Regions from separate parts of the Mus musculus genome. Here region 2 is linked to region 1. The links are chromatin loops, found by intact Hi-C in ENCODE. Cell type or tissue: left cerebral cortex. All regions are shown on one strand.

Evidence for each region. Hi-C counts contacts between places; a loop is a spot of excess contacts. Peaks named below come from ENCODE experiments on the same cell type or tissue, not always from the same donor. Only the 100,000 strongest peaks of a DNase experiment are listed, where the experiment ranks them.
Region 2: it touches region 1 in a loop (4-fold over the local background); 5 of 42 quality-filtered maps call a loop at or near these places.

The regions. Positions count from the first base shown.
Region 1 is chr7:43,279,130-43,287,129 of GRCm38, reverse strand. No RefSeq gene overlaps it. Among named protein-coding and RNA genes, the nearest start is that of Gm35588, 29 kb to the right of the region's middle. In left cerebral cortex, a CTCF peak has its summit at 3,752 (motif pointing left); DNase peaks (open chromatin) are centred at 3,765 and 4,063; H3K4me3 peaks cover 521 bases; H3K27ac peaks cover 356 bases.
Region 2 is chr7:43,673,973-43,681,972 of GRCm38, reverse strand. It overlaps Ctu1 (cytosolic thiouridylase subunit 1), which reads right to left. Exons shown (of 3, transcript NM_145582.1): 2 at 6,327-6,869; 3 at 3,675-5,546. The coding sequence starts at 6,834. The coding sequence ends at 4,792. It also overlaps a transcript of Klk14 not described here. Among named protein-coding and RNA genes, the nearest start is that of Ctu1, 5.9 kb to the right of the region's middle. In left cerebral cortex, CTCF peaks have their summits at 808 (motif pointing left) and 3,255 (motif pointing left); DNase peaks (open chromatin) are centred at 806 and 3,262.

The DNA.
Region 1 (8,000 bases):
TTGCTTTTTTTTTCAGGACTGGAGAGCTGGCTCAGCAGTTGAGAGAGCTTGCTGCTTGTCTGTTGTGAAGCAGTTTCCTCTGAAATAGAACTTTCCGTCTTGGAGGGGTTAGGAAACAGGATGTACTAAAGGGAGGTGAAACATTCCACCCTGCAAGGAAGCTCATGAAGACTCAGGAAGTGAGGATCTAGAGAATCTCCTTGGCTGCTAAAAGAAGTTACCTGGTGAGGACCCAAGTCCAGTCTTCCAACTGGCTTTAACTCCAGCTCGAGGGGATCCAATGATCCTGGCTTCCCTAGCACTGCCACCCATGAGCAAGTACCCACACAGTAAGTAAACATCACCAAGTCTCCAGGAAGTCCTGGAAACTCACCAGACGCACCATGTCTCTTCCTCCCCCTTCCTTAAGGATGGCTGAGGGATGCTCAGATCAGCCAAACTGCCTGGAAAAAGACTCACTGTGGCTTGTCAAGCTGCCTGCAGATTGTGAGCTCCAGGTTGCCAGGCTTGGTGACCTGTGACCCATACTAAGGTGGCCTTCTGGTGTTTGTAGAGAGGTCATCATATGCTTGTCCATGACTTTGGGGGCATGCTATGATGTGAGAGATCATGTTCCCAGTGAGACTGGACTTCCTGTTCCTTCCCAGCAGGCATGACCCAACCCCAGCTCTTCATTAGAACAAGGGAGCAAGAGGTAGGAGGCAGTGTCCAGATCTCTGTGTGATCGAATCCAGGCTTATGAAGGCCCCCTTTTCAATGAACGGGAAATCTCAGTAACACACTATAGACAGTTCAAGGTCCACAGAAAATACAGAGCAAACTAAAGGGAAAATATGAAACCTCTTCGAAAGATACTGTGTAGGTAGAGATTCTGGGGTCTGAGGATGAGGCTCAGTTGGCAGAGTGCTTGTCTAGGATACCTGCTGCCTTGAGTTTGATTCCCAGCACTGCATAAAGCTAGGTATGGTGGCACACATTCAGCATCTCAGCACTAAGGACCTGGATGCTGGTGGATCAGAAATTCAAGGCTATTTGGGATACGTGAGACCCTGTCTCACAAAACAACAGGTGCAGAGGATGGAGAGATGGGTCACTGGTTAAGAACATGGCGGTTTACAACCGTCTGTAACTGCAGTCCCAGAGGAGCTGATGCCCTCTTCTACCCTCTGTGGGCATCAGGTATGCACATGGTCCATAGACATATATACAAGCAACGCACACTCTCATGAAATTAAAAAAAAAGTGAAAGTGTATGACGTCAATATCTGTTTAAATATTCAATCACTGGCTGGAAAGATGGCTTCAGTGGGCAAGAATGCTTGCTGTAGAAGAATGAAGACTTAAGATCCTTGCACTCACATAAAATGATGGATGGATAGTGTTGTGGTGGTTTGAAAGAGAATGGGCCTCATATGTTCATATATTTGAGTGTTTGGCCCTCAGTGGAACTATTTGTGAAGGATTAGGGGACATGAGTTTCTTGGAGTAGGTATGGCATTCAGGAGATGCGTCACTAGGGGTGGGCTCTGAGGTTTTAAGAGTCCATGCCAAGTCCAGCCTTTTGCCTGCAACTTACAGATACGATGTGGGCTCTCGGACACTGATCCAGCATGATGCCTGCCTTCCTGCAACCGTATTCTCCACTACAGTAATCATAGACTCACCCTCTGAAAATATAAGCCAACCCCCAATTAAGTCCTTTCTTCTCTAAGTTGCCTTGGTCATGGTGACTCTGAACAGCGGACAAGACAGTTGTCATGCAAGCTTATACCCCCAGCACTGTCAAGGTGGAGACAGACGAATTTCTCCAGATTGTTGGTTGTCAGCCTAGGCTACAGGATTAACTAGAAAGATGCCGATTCAAGGGAATATGTTAAAGTGGGATAGAGCAGGACACTTGGTGTCCTCTAGCCGCACATGCATCCACACTAATATGTGCACATACACCATTCTCACTCTGTTAAGTACTGTTGTTTCCCAGTAAGAGGTCCAAAATCCTTAAATGTGGAAACATTTCAGTTTCCCAGGGAGCAAACTGAGTTTGGAGGACACAGAGGGAAAGGAGAGTAAGGCGCTTCCTATCCAAGAGTCTGGTCAAAGCCTCAGAGAGCTGGGAGGGAAGCAGGAACTCTGGCATCAGCATTTGCTGTAGTGACCTCTCTAGAGGCAGTGTTCCTTTCACACATAGATGCTTTTGCCAAAATAGTTACACCCCAGGCTTAAGTGCTTAAGGCGTATATGGCCATGGTCTTTTCCTCAGAAATGGCTTGAAAAGCTCAGATGAAAGTCTGCACAGCAAAGGTGAGACATATAGGATACTCCATCAATCCAAGCACTTTGGAGGCATAGGCAGGCGGATCTCTGAGTTCTAGGGCAGTGTGGTCTATAAAGCAAGTTCTAGGCTAGCCAGAGCTAGATAGTAAGAAGCTGTCTTAATAAACAAGCAAGCAAACAACTGTAGAAGCAAAAAATAAATAAATAAATAAATAAATAAATAAATAAATAAATAAAAGCTGATTTAAGGGATTAAATTGGCACCAGTTTGAGTGACTATGGTCTGAGGAATCCAGGCTTAAGTTACCCCCAATCCCATGTTCCAACGTGGAAAAAAGTCATAAATCCAGGCAAGTTTAAACTACATTGGTGGGTACATCAGAGAGGCAGATGCAATGAGATGGAGGAGATTTTTTTTTAGGCCCAAGATGCAATCTGACTACACTCTTGGCTTCTAGGTTCATGGAAGCTAGTGGTCAGCTAAGTTAATAGCTTCCTTTTAAAAATATTTTTGAGGGGCTGGAGAGATGGCTCAGAGGTTAAGAGCACGGACTGAGCTTCTAAAGGTCCTGAGTTCAAATCCCAGCAACCACATGGTGGCTCACAACCATCCGTAATGAGATCTGACGCCCTCTTCTGGTGCATCTGAAGACAACTACAGTGTACTTACATATAATAAATAAATCTTTTAAAAATATTTTTGAGACAAGATCTCTCTATGCTACACTGGAACTCACTGTGTAGATCTGGCTAGCCTCTAACTCACAGAGACTCACTTGCATCTTCCTCCTAAGAAATGGAATTAAAGGTCAGGGTGTCTCTCCCCCCAACCCCCACCCCCGCCCCATGTCCGGCAAGTTAATAGTTTCTAAAACGTTTTTATCTGTTAGTCACAAGATGTTGGTTCTGCCACAGAAGTGGGCCTGGGAGAGCTGTTCCAGAGGGCTAGAACTAGCCCAAGTAAGTCAATTGGCCTCTGAACCTGCAACATTGTAATCTTTCCACAGTCCTGATTATTCCAATCGGTTTCTGTAGATACAGCTTCTCCCAATATCACCTTGGGACTTGTGTTAGACTTTTACATTATCAAATGTGCCCTTTAAAAACCATACATTGGGGGCTGAAAGATATGGCTCAGTGGTACTTGTTGCTTGTCCAGAGGACCCAAGTTTGATTCCCATCACCTCCATGGTGGTTCACAACCATCTAACTTGTAGGGCATCTGACAACCTCTGTGGACCTGTAGATACCACATGTACAGACACACATGCAAGCAAAAACACTGATCCACATTTTAAAAAGTAAAAGTAAATGTTAGAATTCTGTCTAAGCTTCACCACAGTTACCTGGCAACAGACAGGTATGCTCCTCCCCACAATTACTTGACAATAGCAAGCATGATAGATCTGATATATCTGTACTCCCAGGTTCCTTTTCCTGAAGAAAGTGCGCATATGCCCACTTAGCGCCACCTCGTGGTCAGATCTGGAAATGCATCTAGCGCGGGCTCCACCTCCCATAATTCTTACTCCCTTTCCAGGTCTCTTCTCATCACACTTCTCACGAACGCATAACATCTAAAATCTATTCATTGGTTTTGCAATATACTCTGCCGTGAAACGCGGTGATGTTGAACCGCCAAATGCTGCAGATAATCGGCAGCAGGCGCAGAAGGGAACCGGTGGGATGGCCAAGGGTACCCTGGGCTTGGGTGGCAGAGCACTCCTCTTTGCAGAGCCTTACTGATAGATACAAGCCCATCACATTCGAAAGAAGCAAGCCCTCTGGGTCCAATAGCGAAACCCCCCCACCCCTAACTTGTGGGCCCCTGGGAGTTGTAGGCTGGTGGCTCCACAGCCCTCTGGGAGTCGTAGTCCTTTTGTCAGTCTATGATTTCCTGGGCTTCCCAGCCAACTTGCAACGAGTTCTGCCCAAGTGATTGCCTGGTTCCTCCTAGTGTAGTCTACCCTGTCAGAATTGAAGGCTTCCTTCCCTTCCCCTTCCCCTTCCCCTTCCCCTTCCCCTTCCCCATCCCCTTCCCCTTCCCCTTCCCCTTCCCCTTTCCCTGGATCTAATGAAGATCAGGCTATCCGTGAGCTATATGACAGAGGCTAGCCTTGAACTCCTTAAGACATACACTACAGTGCCTGGGTCTGGTCTCGGCCTTCTCTCCCAGCATTCTGGTAAGCTCCCTATGAGCAATGACAGCCCATTCTGTCTCCTACCCTGGACCTGACCTAAACAGCTTGCTCCTCAGCTGACTTGTTTCGATCAGTGTAGCCCATGTTGATTTCTGTCTCTCCAACCTGGGAGGGTGCATGAAATTACACCCTTCTCTGTCCTGGCTACAACCCCATGGGGGTGAAGCTGGGCTTAGGGGTATTCAAGTAGCTGTAAGAGCCTGGCTTATGGGCCAGAACTATCCTAGGGTTCACAAAAACACTCTCCAGAGCCATGAATGCCTTATTATGTCCAAAGGAAACTCCCATTTCCTTTCCAGAAACCAACTCCTTAGTCTTTCCCTCCTCACACACCTCCTGCCTCCTCTCAACTGGCCCAGCTGTCGTGAGTGCAAATGTATTTGAATCTGCTCCTCCATCTCCCTCACCCAGTTTCTTCTTCCAGATTTTGAGTGAGTCCCCTCTGCTTTATTTCTAGAGACCCAGACTCTCCTGGTCTCCTTTACAGCATCTGCCAGGTTCTGAGTCACGTTGCACCACTGTTTCTGTCCTTGTTGCTCTCTGCTCTATTCACACTCACACCGAAGAATCCTGTTACAGTATAGGTCAGGGATGGACACTTGGCAGGAGCCTGGCCGAGCGAGCATGGAGCCCTAAGTGCAGTTCATGTCAGTAGCCCTACACTTGGGAAGTGGAGCAGAAGTTCAAGCTTCGCTTGGCTATATAGTGACTTACAGGGTCTTCTCCCCCTACCCCCCAAAAAATCTGGATCCAATATGGAGGGTGTGAAACAACATTTGGGGTTGGGGGTCTGTCCTGCTGTCTACCACATGGGTTCCAAGACCATGCAGCAAGATCAGCAGCAAGCATCTTTGCCTGTGCAGCCATCTTACCTGCCCTTCCCATTGTTTTTGTTTTTCCTTATTTAAGGAGCATTTGGACTGTGTACTTTTCCGTCCATGACATGGCCCCTCCCCTAGAATGCTAGTTTCCAGGTTTCCCTTTGTGGGTCACCCATAACCACCGCGGGTTGGGAACTTGGAGACACTCAGTAGATGCTTGAGTAAACGAAACTTTGTTTGATTATGTCTTAAGCTTTCTATTCCTGCACAAACATCAAGACCAAGAAGCAAGTTGGGGAGGAAAGGGTTTATTCAGCTTACATTTCCACATTGCTGTTCATCACCAAAGAAAAGTCAGGACTGGAACTCAAGCAGGTCAGGAGGCAGGAACTGATGCAGAGGCCATAGAGGGGTGTTCTTTACTGGCTTGCTCAGCTTGCTTTCTTATAGAACCCAAGACTACCAGCTCAGGGATGGCACCACCCACAATGGGCCCTCCCACCCTCGATCACTAATTGAGAAAATGCCTTACAGCTGGATCTCATGGAGGTGTTTCCTCAAGGGAGGCTCCTTTCTCTGTGATAACTCCAGCTTGTGTCAAGTAGACACACAAAACCAGCCAGTACAGGTTGTTTGTTTGATTATTTTGTTTTCAGACAGGGTTTCTCTGTGTAGCCCTGGCTGTAGTGGAACTCACTCTGTAGACCAGGCTGGCCTTGAATGCAGAGATGCACTTGTCATTGCCTCTGATGTGCTGGGATTAAAGAGGTGCACCACCACTGGTAGACTAATTTTTCTTTTATTAATTTAGCTGATGTAGAAAATAATGAGTTTCACTGTGGCAATATATATATAATATTATATGTTATATATTACAGTGATATACATACACACACACACACACACACACACACACACACACACACACACACACATATCACTGTAGTTAGTGCAGATTCACCTTCCCACCAGCTCCCTCTTCCCCTTCTTCTGCAGGCCCTCCTCTTTCACATCTCATTCAGCTATACATATGAGATCTAAGGCCGACTTGGCTATATACACCTGTGATCTCAGCACTCAGCAGGTGGAAGAGGATCAGAAATTCATGGTGAGTCTCAAGTACGTGGTGAGTTTGAGGCCAGCGACATGAGACCCTACATGAAGCATACACATGTGTACAACTGTTTAGCAAACGCAATGTTCTGTCTTCAGATTTCTTCTCCTCTTCTCAATATAGTCTCCCTTCTACTTTCATGCCCTGTGTGGTGTACACACACACACACACACACACACACACACACACACACACACTGGATGAGGGGAGCCAGGTTGTGCCAGTGTTCTGCTGGGTGTCTCAGGCACTGGGATCAGTTTGGCCAAAAGTGGAGAACACCTTCAGAAGCTGACTGCAGTTCAGCCAGACCACAGAGGACTTGTGGTGTCTTCAGGCTCACAGTGCGGGTTGAGGTGCCGATAAAGCACAGCTCCCAGCCTGCCTGGGATTGGATCCGGCGAGAACGTCAGGAAGTCTTGAGAATGGGGAGACTTCAGATTTAGAGGGCATGAAAGGTGAGTCCTCAAGAGAGCATGTGGAAAGGAATGCTGCTTTGGGAGCCACTGAGTAACATTTCCATACAATAAAAACTGGAGCCATGTGGACTCAGGCCATTAACATTTACTAAAGTGACAAGATCCATAGGCGAATGTGAGGGAGACACAGCATCTCATTGGCTCGCATGGATACAGGAGGATGTGTACATGCTTTAGGTTCCATTGCTGTGAAGAGGCACCATGACCAAGGCAACTCTTATAAAAGACAACATTTAATTGGGGCTGGCTTACAGCTTCAGAGGTTCAGTGCATTATCATCATGGTGGGAGGCACGGCAGCATACAAGCAGGCATGGTGCTGGAGGAGTCAGAAGTCTTCTATCTTGATCCACAGGCAGCAGATGGGGACTGTATCCTGAAGGCAGCCAGGGTAAACTCTCTTCTTTTGGCAGCTAGGAAAATAGAATTCTACACTGGGTGGTTCTTGAGTATGGGAGAACTCAAAGCCCACCCCTACAGAGACACACTTTTTGCAACAAGGCCACACCTACTCCAACAAGGCCACACCTCCTAGTAGTGCCACTCCTCATGGGCCAAGCTTTTAGAAATATGAGTTTCTGGAGGCCAAACCTATTCAAACCACAACAGTAGGTGAGGGGTAGGTTGAAGCAAGGAGACCAGCAGGAAGCCCCCTGCACAGTCCAGAGAGAAACTGTGCATAATATCATGCTGGCTGTGGAGCAGGTGTGAAGTATCTAGATTCTGCATCTATTTGAAACAATATTTGCTATGTTTGGTTTGAGGACCTGGGGGTGAGGTTTAAGGATGCCCCCTGTGAGGCATATGGAGCTAAGGTCAGGACTGGACTTTGTATTTTGAGCCCTTGACAGGGTGAGTGAAAAGGGTGGTGCTGGGTCCCAGGACTCCAGGCCTGAGTCCTGGGAGGGCGGAGCCTCAGCTTGCTGCAGAACACCACTTGGTGAAAGGGATCAAGCATTTGCGGGGCTTGAGATGCCGGCTAGAGGGGGTGAATGATGCTTGTCCTGTCCTCATGGAAGTTCCTGTGACAGTAAACAGCTACCTGCCACATAGTTCTGATCACGGGCCAAGCTTTCAGAAATGTGAGTCTGTGGAGGCCAAACTCAGGAACAGCC
Region 2 (8,000 bases), 390 kb before region 1:
AAACATCACCTCCGCATTCTATGACGCACCACACCGTGCTGGGCGCCCCACCTCTAGGATCCCTTCTGAAGTCTCACAATGGCAACAGTGGCATGTAACCCTTTGGTCCTGACTTGTCAGTGCCTGCACCCTCTTCCTTCACCAGAGGGAGAGCCCACTGAGGGCAGGGACCAGCGCTGAGTCAGGTCTTTCCTCACTAGCCTAGGCTGAGAGGTGTTAGGAAATGCCCGCAACCGTGATTCTTATCCTCCCCTCCCGGGAGAGTTCAGGGCTTGCTTCTGCATCTCAACACCTGCCCCTCACACTCTCTCCTCTGTCACTTGTCCTGTCCTCCACTCTCGGATTCTAGGCTAGTCATTCCCTCTTCCAGGAATGCTTTCCAGCGGTCAGCCAAGTACCACCTCAATTTACACGGTTCTCTGCTGGGATGGGGCTGTCTCCTTTAGGCCACCCCTTTTCCGCTTAAATGGACAGGACACATCCTTACCGACACCTGTCAGTATCGAACTGTTGCAGTACATTACAGCTGTGTGTTCCTTCTTTTTATTTCTTTTCCTCTCTCTCCTTCTCTGGCCTCCATCTTCCCAGCCCCTTTCTTCTTCCTCTCCAGCCTTTAGGCTCTGTCCTGAGCAGTTTCTGCAGTTTAGCTGCGTTACCGGGTCTCATGCTCAGAGTCTGTGCAAGGCAAGGAAGGACACATCATCTTTATGAAAACTCAGAGGTTTCAGGCTTCTCTAGATCCAGTGCTGTCTGGGCCTGGGCTGGATACCCAGTTTTGGTGCGCAGATGTGGTCACAGCGCCCCCTTGTGTTCAAATGTGAACACAGCCCCTTTCTCACACAAGAGGCTCAGTAGCAGGGCAGAGTCCCTGGAGATATTCCAGAAATGAGAGGTGCCCTGCTGTGCATGCATTTGGAAGCAGGTCCTCTGGATTCCAGTTTAAGAACCTAGAGTCCCTGCTCCCTCCCTGAGTCACAGTTATGTGAGTCTCGGCAAGTTACTTCACTGGGTTGCATGTTCATCTAGCATAAGTATTAAACAAGCATTACTCTCCTATCACTGCACTAGCCGGGATGGAACACCCTCTTGGTACGGGTCCAGTCCCACAAGAGAAAAGCTTGGAGTTGTACAATCTGCCTAGAGAGTCTTCAGTCACACCCTTACCGCCCCCAGCCCCTCCTCTGTTCCCCCATCCCTGTCCATAGCTACTTCTCTGTCACAGCAGTTGTTGGATAGACCCGGAATAGAGACTGGCCTTCACTGTTAGAATAAAATTCAAGTCTTGACTCCACACACCTGGTCCAGCTTCAGATGCCTGGAAGAGATCAAGGTTATTCCTATACCCTAGTTGCTGAATTGGCGGTTCCCTCCTCCAGGGGGAACTCCCTCCCCCATACTTTTGAGATTTGTTCCCCTAGCTTTATGTGGGTCGCTGCTCAAAGGCCACCTCCCCAGAGGCCTTTCCTTCATGGCTCCCTCTACTCTATTTTTGACAAGCAAACCTTTGTGCTGGGGATGTAGCTCAGAGATAGATTGTCTAGGATCCCCCTGTGAGGGGCTGAGGGTGTGGCTTGGCATGTTAGGTCCTTAATTCAATCTTCAGCGTTGAAAAAAGGGGAAAAAAACTTCTTCAAAACTGACCATATAATCAGTCACAAGACAGGCCTCAACAGACACAAGAAGACTGAAATAATCCCATGCATCCTATTAGATCACCACGGACCAAGGCTGCTCTTTAATAGCAACAAAAAACAACAGAAAGCCCACACACACATGGAAGCTGAACAGCGCTGTACTCAATGGTAACTTGGTCAAGGAAGAAATAAAGAAATAAATTAAAGACTTTAGAATTTAATGAAAACGAAGGCACAACATACCCAAACTTATGGGACATAGGAAAACTCATAGCTCTGAGTGCCTCCAAAAAGAAACTGGAGAGAGCATACACTAGCAGCTTGACAGCACATCTGAAAGCTCTAGAATAAAAAGAAGCAAATGCACCCAAGAGGAGGAGAGGGCAGAAAGTAATCCAACTCAGGACTGAAATCAACCAAGTAGAAACAAAAAGGGCTATACAAAGAATCAACAAAACCAGGAGCTGGTTCTTTGAGGAAAATCAACAAGATAGATAAACCCTTATCCACACTAACTAGAGGGCACAGAGACAGCATCCTAATTAACAAGATCAGAAATGAAAAGGGAGACATAACAATAGAACTTGAGGAAATCCAAAACACCATCAGATCCTACTACAAAAGGCTATAATCAACAAAACTGGAAAACCTGGATGAAATGGACAATTTTCTAGACAGATACCAAATACCAGAATCAGGATCAGATAAACCATCTAAACAGTCCCATAACCCCTAAAGCAGTCATTAAAAGTCTCCCAACCAAAAAAAGCCCAGGACCAAATGGGTTCAGTGCAGAATTCTATCAGACTTTCAAAGAAGACCTAATACCAGTACTCTTCAAACTATTCCACAAAATAGAAACAGAAGGAACACTGCCCAATTCATTCTATGAAGCCACAGTTACACTGTGCATTCTCCCTTGGAGATGGAATGGTTTCTGTCTAATCAGGAACTTGTCACAATTCCCTTTCATAGAGGACTTCATGAGAGATTTTTTTTTTCTACTTCTATCATGTTTAATGTTCCAAGTAGATTTTAAAAACTGGTTGAGTGCATATTACTTTTAGCTTCAGAAGAATTCATGTATATTTAAGAGGCATTTAACTATTATAAATTATTTCGATGACTTAAAAATGTCAATACTGAGCTGTATATTTTTAAGTAAATTTTTAAAAAAAGGAAAAAGCGACAGTCACAATCACTCGTTATTTGTTTGCAATGGCCCTCCCTCCGCCCCCACCCCAGACTGAAAATTTGTGGAGGGGCTCCTGTCTCTGCCCACTGCAGCTTCCTGGCACTTGCAGGAGGACCAGACAAAAAGATGTCCAATATTTGCTGAATGAATATTTGACCTGGTGCTTTATAAGCCTAGGGGGACCTGATGGCGGCAGGGCATCCACCTTTGCTTTTTAACTTATCTTAATTTGGTAAATAGAGACCTATGGAGTCACTTCCAAGAGGACAGGGCCACAGAGGCTAAGGAGCACCCTTTGCCCAATGTTGGGGGAATGATCCAGGGAAGTTTTTAGTACTTTTGAGGAACCCTCTTCTTGGGAAGGTTCTTCAGCCTCTCAACTTCTTAATATGGCAAGGCAGCACCCAGAAGCCTGGAGCCCCCTGGTGGCCAATCCCCAGTATACAGAGCCAAGCTGGACATGGACTTGGATAACTGGACTCTCATCTCCCAAGATAGGGGTGAAGGCAAGACAGTTCCATTTTCACAGGAGGAAATGGCACCTTAGAGAGGTTAAGGCAGAGACTCAGCACAAGTTCTGTCTCCAGAGTCCAAGCTTGGGGTGCCCTCCTCACTCACAACAGATACCAGGACTGGGCAAGGCAGTCACCCTATTATAGATAGGACTGGTGACAGGCCCTGTGGTCCCTTGAAGTTGCCATGGGGAAGAAATGAGAAGGTAGATATAAGCACTCCAAAGCAAAGATGAAGTCCCCTTGAAAGCAACGTGTGTGATGAAGACCCGTATGTGGACACTCTTACTTTCATTTCCTATTGCTGCGATAAAACACCAGACCAAAAACATCTTTCGAGAAAAAGTTTTATTTCAACTTACATTTTAGGTCACACTCCATTACTGAGGGAAGTCAGCAGGAACTGAGGCAGAGGCCATGAGGGAACACTACTACTGACTGGCTTACTCAGCCTGCTTTCTTATAGTATCCAGGATCACCTGCCTAGGGACTGGACCGCCCACAGTGGGCTGAGCCCTTCCACATCAATCATCAATCAGAAAATGCCCCACAAGCTTGCCTGTAGGCCAATCTTATGGAAGCATTTTCTCAGATGACCCCAGCCTGTGTAAAGTTGACAAAACAAAACCAAAAAATGGCCAGCCAGGACACTAACTCAACAACCATGTGAAAACTACAAATTTGGTTCAGAACCTATCAGCTCAGCAGACCACTGGCTTCCAAAGACCCACAAGCTAAGAAAGTCATCAGATAGTTCCTCAGACTGACAGAAGGGATTTCAGCTTTGCTATAACCTGTCTACCTGCAGTTCACACCGACATACTTGACCAATGTCTTGATTAATGACTTTCTATTGTCCTAGGGCTGTAAACGTTTGTGTAACTGCTCCCACGGCAGTTTCCCAGGCAACCTCAATTCACATACCCGCCCATGGAAGGTCCCAACTGGTTCAGAACAAACTTTCTCCAGTTCCCGTAGGTGCGAGAGCTGTGCCTGGATGAGACGGGTATAGTGACGATTGTGAATATTCCTAGTACGCATGTGACTTTGTTTACCTGACTTGGGAAAACAGAAAAGGAGGGCCAGGGCTCTCTGAGCCCACAGAGGTGTGCGGGAATGCATGGGTGTTGGTCCCTTCTCTCTTAGAGCTGGTAGCTGTGCCTAGAGCGCCCTATACTTCAAGGTTCATGTTGCTCTACAGGGCCCATCCTTCCATGGGGTACAGGTAGGACACGGGGCTCAGGTTGCAGGGCACTGGACACTTTAAATAATCTGCAGGGCTCAAGCGACTCTGCAGGGTACAGCCACTCCACACGGAAACAGGTCAGTCCCAAGGTGCCGTGCACTGAAGGGAAATCACTTCACAGTGTATAGATTACTCCACAGTTGCAGGGCAGTGGGGTACAATCACTTCCCCGGACACAGGGCAATGTAGAGTGCAGAGCTCAGGTCACTCCGCCACGGGGCTCAGGTCACACTGCGATACACAGGTGGCTCCTGCCCGGTCCCCTCCATTCCCAAGGCTCAGGTCCCTCTGCGATACACAGGTGGCTCCTGCCCGGTCCTCTCCATTCCCGGGGCTCAGGTCACACTGCGATACACAGGTGGCTCCTGCCCGGTCCCCTCCATTGCCGCATGGGTTGGCTTTATCTTTCGGTTGCTTGCAGGTGCAGGGTCCTGCTGGGGCCACAGGGTCACTGGTGACTAGGCTTGGGTTCCCAGGCTGTGGAGGCTCAACTTGCAGCACACGGCGGCCCTTGCCGATGGCCAGGCGCGGCAGGCCTCGGTTGAGGCCATCCAGGAGGGCACAGGCCTGGCAGAGCTTGTGGCTGGCCAGGGCTCCGCAGCGGGAGCAGGTGCCTGGAGGAGGGGGCTTTGCTGCCGGAGCCAGAGCTAGGCGCTCTGCCGAGTGCACGAGGTCCAGCACGGCTGATGGTCTGGCCGCCTCCAGGAGCTTAAGCAGGTCCCGGGCATGACCACGGAAGGCCTCAGGGGCATACACGCACTCCTCGGAAAAGTAGCGGAGATGGCGGAAGTGCGCATACAGCACCACCTCCTTCTGCGAGGCAAACTGCAGAGGCCGGCACCTGGGAAGTGCGCACCCCTCGCCCGTGGAGCCCAGCACCCCACCCCTCGCCAGCCTCCCAGCATCACCACGCAGGAAGTTCATGAGCACCGTCTCAGCCATGTCGTCAGCGTTGTGGCCTGCGGGAGAAAGAGCTCAGGTCAGGTGAAGGATTAGGACAAAGAAGAGAAGGTAAAAAGTCCCAGCTCATTTCCTGGTTTGAAAAGTTACCGAAATCCACCAATCCCTGAGCCTGAAAACCCAGCACTCTGACTTGAAATGTCACCAATCCCCACCTTGGAAATCTTCACCCTGTAAACTCTTCCATGTTAAATACTCTAAGCCGGTCCCCTGCTCAGTACTCCATGGCTTCTCACTGCAGCAGAGGCAGCCACCTTCTTGTGTCACTTTCAATCAATCTCTTGTGCGAGATTTGTTGTATGGTGTGACTCTGTGATATTCCTTGGCTCCTGACTGCCAAGATACCTTTCCCCCTCAGAGCTGTGTCACCGCACTCATAGCCTGCTGTTGCTCTTGCCAATGGCCAGACTCAGTAGGCCCCAGCTGAGGCGTGTGTACAAGCCTGGTATTTACACGAGGAGGGGGGCCCCAAGAAGCCCTGGACAACAGGAAAAGTGGAGAAGAGGCCGGGAACCCCTGGAGCAGATGAGAGGACCCGGTAGATCCTCCCTAAGGAGAAAATGTAAAAGGGACCATAGAGACACTGGGGCCTGGGAGAGTGGAGGTGGGCGTTGGAACGAACACTCAGAACCCAGAGATAAAAAGGAGGGACAGTGGAAGTTCTCAGCACCATAAAGGGGGGGGGGGGAGTGGAGACCCCAGCCCACCCCACTATCTTGCACTTCCTGGCACACTACTCTTCCACACCCACACCGTTCCTGCTGCACACCAGTGCTCACCTGTCACAATATGTGTAGCTCCCACAAGGCGCGCACCCTCCTCCAGCGCGCGCCTCCGCAGCACCCCGCAGAAGGTGCAGCAGGAGCGACTGCGGCCGGAGCCTGCGGTGCTGCGGGCCACGGCGTCCATCGTCCAGCCCCCGAAGAGATCTTCGTAGGCCACGATGGTGAGCGGCAGCTCCCAGCGCGCCGCCTGACTGCGCACTGCCTCCAGCGCGGCGTCCCGGTAGCCGCCGATGCCCTCATCCACCGCCACCAGGTGCAGGGTGATGCCCAGGCGGGGCGCAAGCTCACGCAGCACGTGTGCCAGCACTGTGGAGTCCTTGCCACCAGAGGCACCCACGGCCACTACAGCGCCCGGCGGCAGCAGGTGCCCGGCAAGCACTGTATGTAGCACCTCAGCCTCAAAGGCAGCACAGAAGCAGGAGCCGCACAGCGCCTGCCCAGAACGTGGGCGACGGAGGGCAGCACGGGTCTTGTGACAGGAGAAGCACGTCGGGGCGGGCATCTTGAAAGAGAACTGGGTCGTCTGAGAGGTCTACACTGTGGAGGAGAGAGAAGGGAGTCATCTGGGGAGTCTACACTGCAGGGTTGACGGGAGAGAAGAGGGGAGGGGACCACACAAGATACCCAAAAGGGAAGCTGGTTATCCAGGATATCTGCATTTCAGAGCTGAGGGGAGAAAGAAGTGGATCACACGGATAGTCTGTGTTGTGGGGAGGCTGTGGAGATGGCGTCCTACTGAGTGGCCCTGACACAGGGGAGCCCACGGGAAGGGCAGCTTCTTCCTATACCAAGAAAATAAAAACCCGACGACAGGGTTTCAGGGAGACAGAGGGGGAAGCCATGCAAAGGATAGACAGAATGGAATTGTGTCTGTTTTAGGAAATGGAGCACAGTTTTGCAGTCACTCTTGCTACAGTCTCAATCATAGACAACTTCCAGAGCTGACCAGATCCCGGAAGAGCTTGCTACTCGGAAGCAGAGGGCTCCAGATGTTTGGATTTTAGTAGGGGAGGTAAGATACTGGAACCCCGCATGAGGTCCTGATTGCTTCCCCTGGAAGGCATAGTGGCCTCTTCTAGGCACACAGAAGCTGCGTGCATCTCCTCTACATCACCAGCTGTAATGAATCAGTAAAATCTCTCCAAGCTCAGGCCTCTCCCCCAGACCACCTCATCTCCAGCGTGGACTACCCGGGAGCATCCCGCCTTTCAGAACAGGTCAGGCTGTCCCTGGGATTTACCACAATGACCAGAATGATCTGGCAAATATTTGTTTACTGTCAGGAACTTCCATGAGGTCAGGACCGGTACCACTGAGCACTGCATCTCAACTCCGACCTCCCTGATTCCTTTCACCGAATGGTGTCCTGCAGTGGAGCTCAGGTCTGTCCTTCCAGATGCTCAGACTAGAAGCCCTGAGGTCTAGGACCACTCTGGTCACTCATCCTGTGTGGGGCTCAAAATTCAAAGTCCAGTCTTGACTTGTTCTCCAAAGGTCCCTAGTCCATCCTCAGAACTCATGCTCAGATCCCCTAAAAGGATACAGCCAATCCTTCTGTGGCCTCAGATGCCAGACACTTCCCACCTACTCCATGGCCAGGGCTGCAGTAGAATTCTAGTAACTCGTCAGGAGTGGTAACGCACGCCTTTAATCCCAGCACTTGGGAGG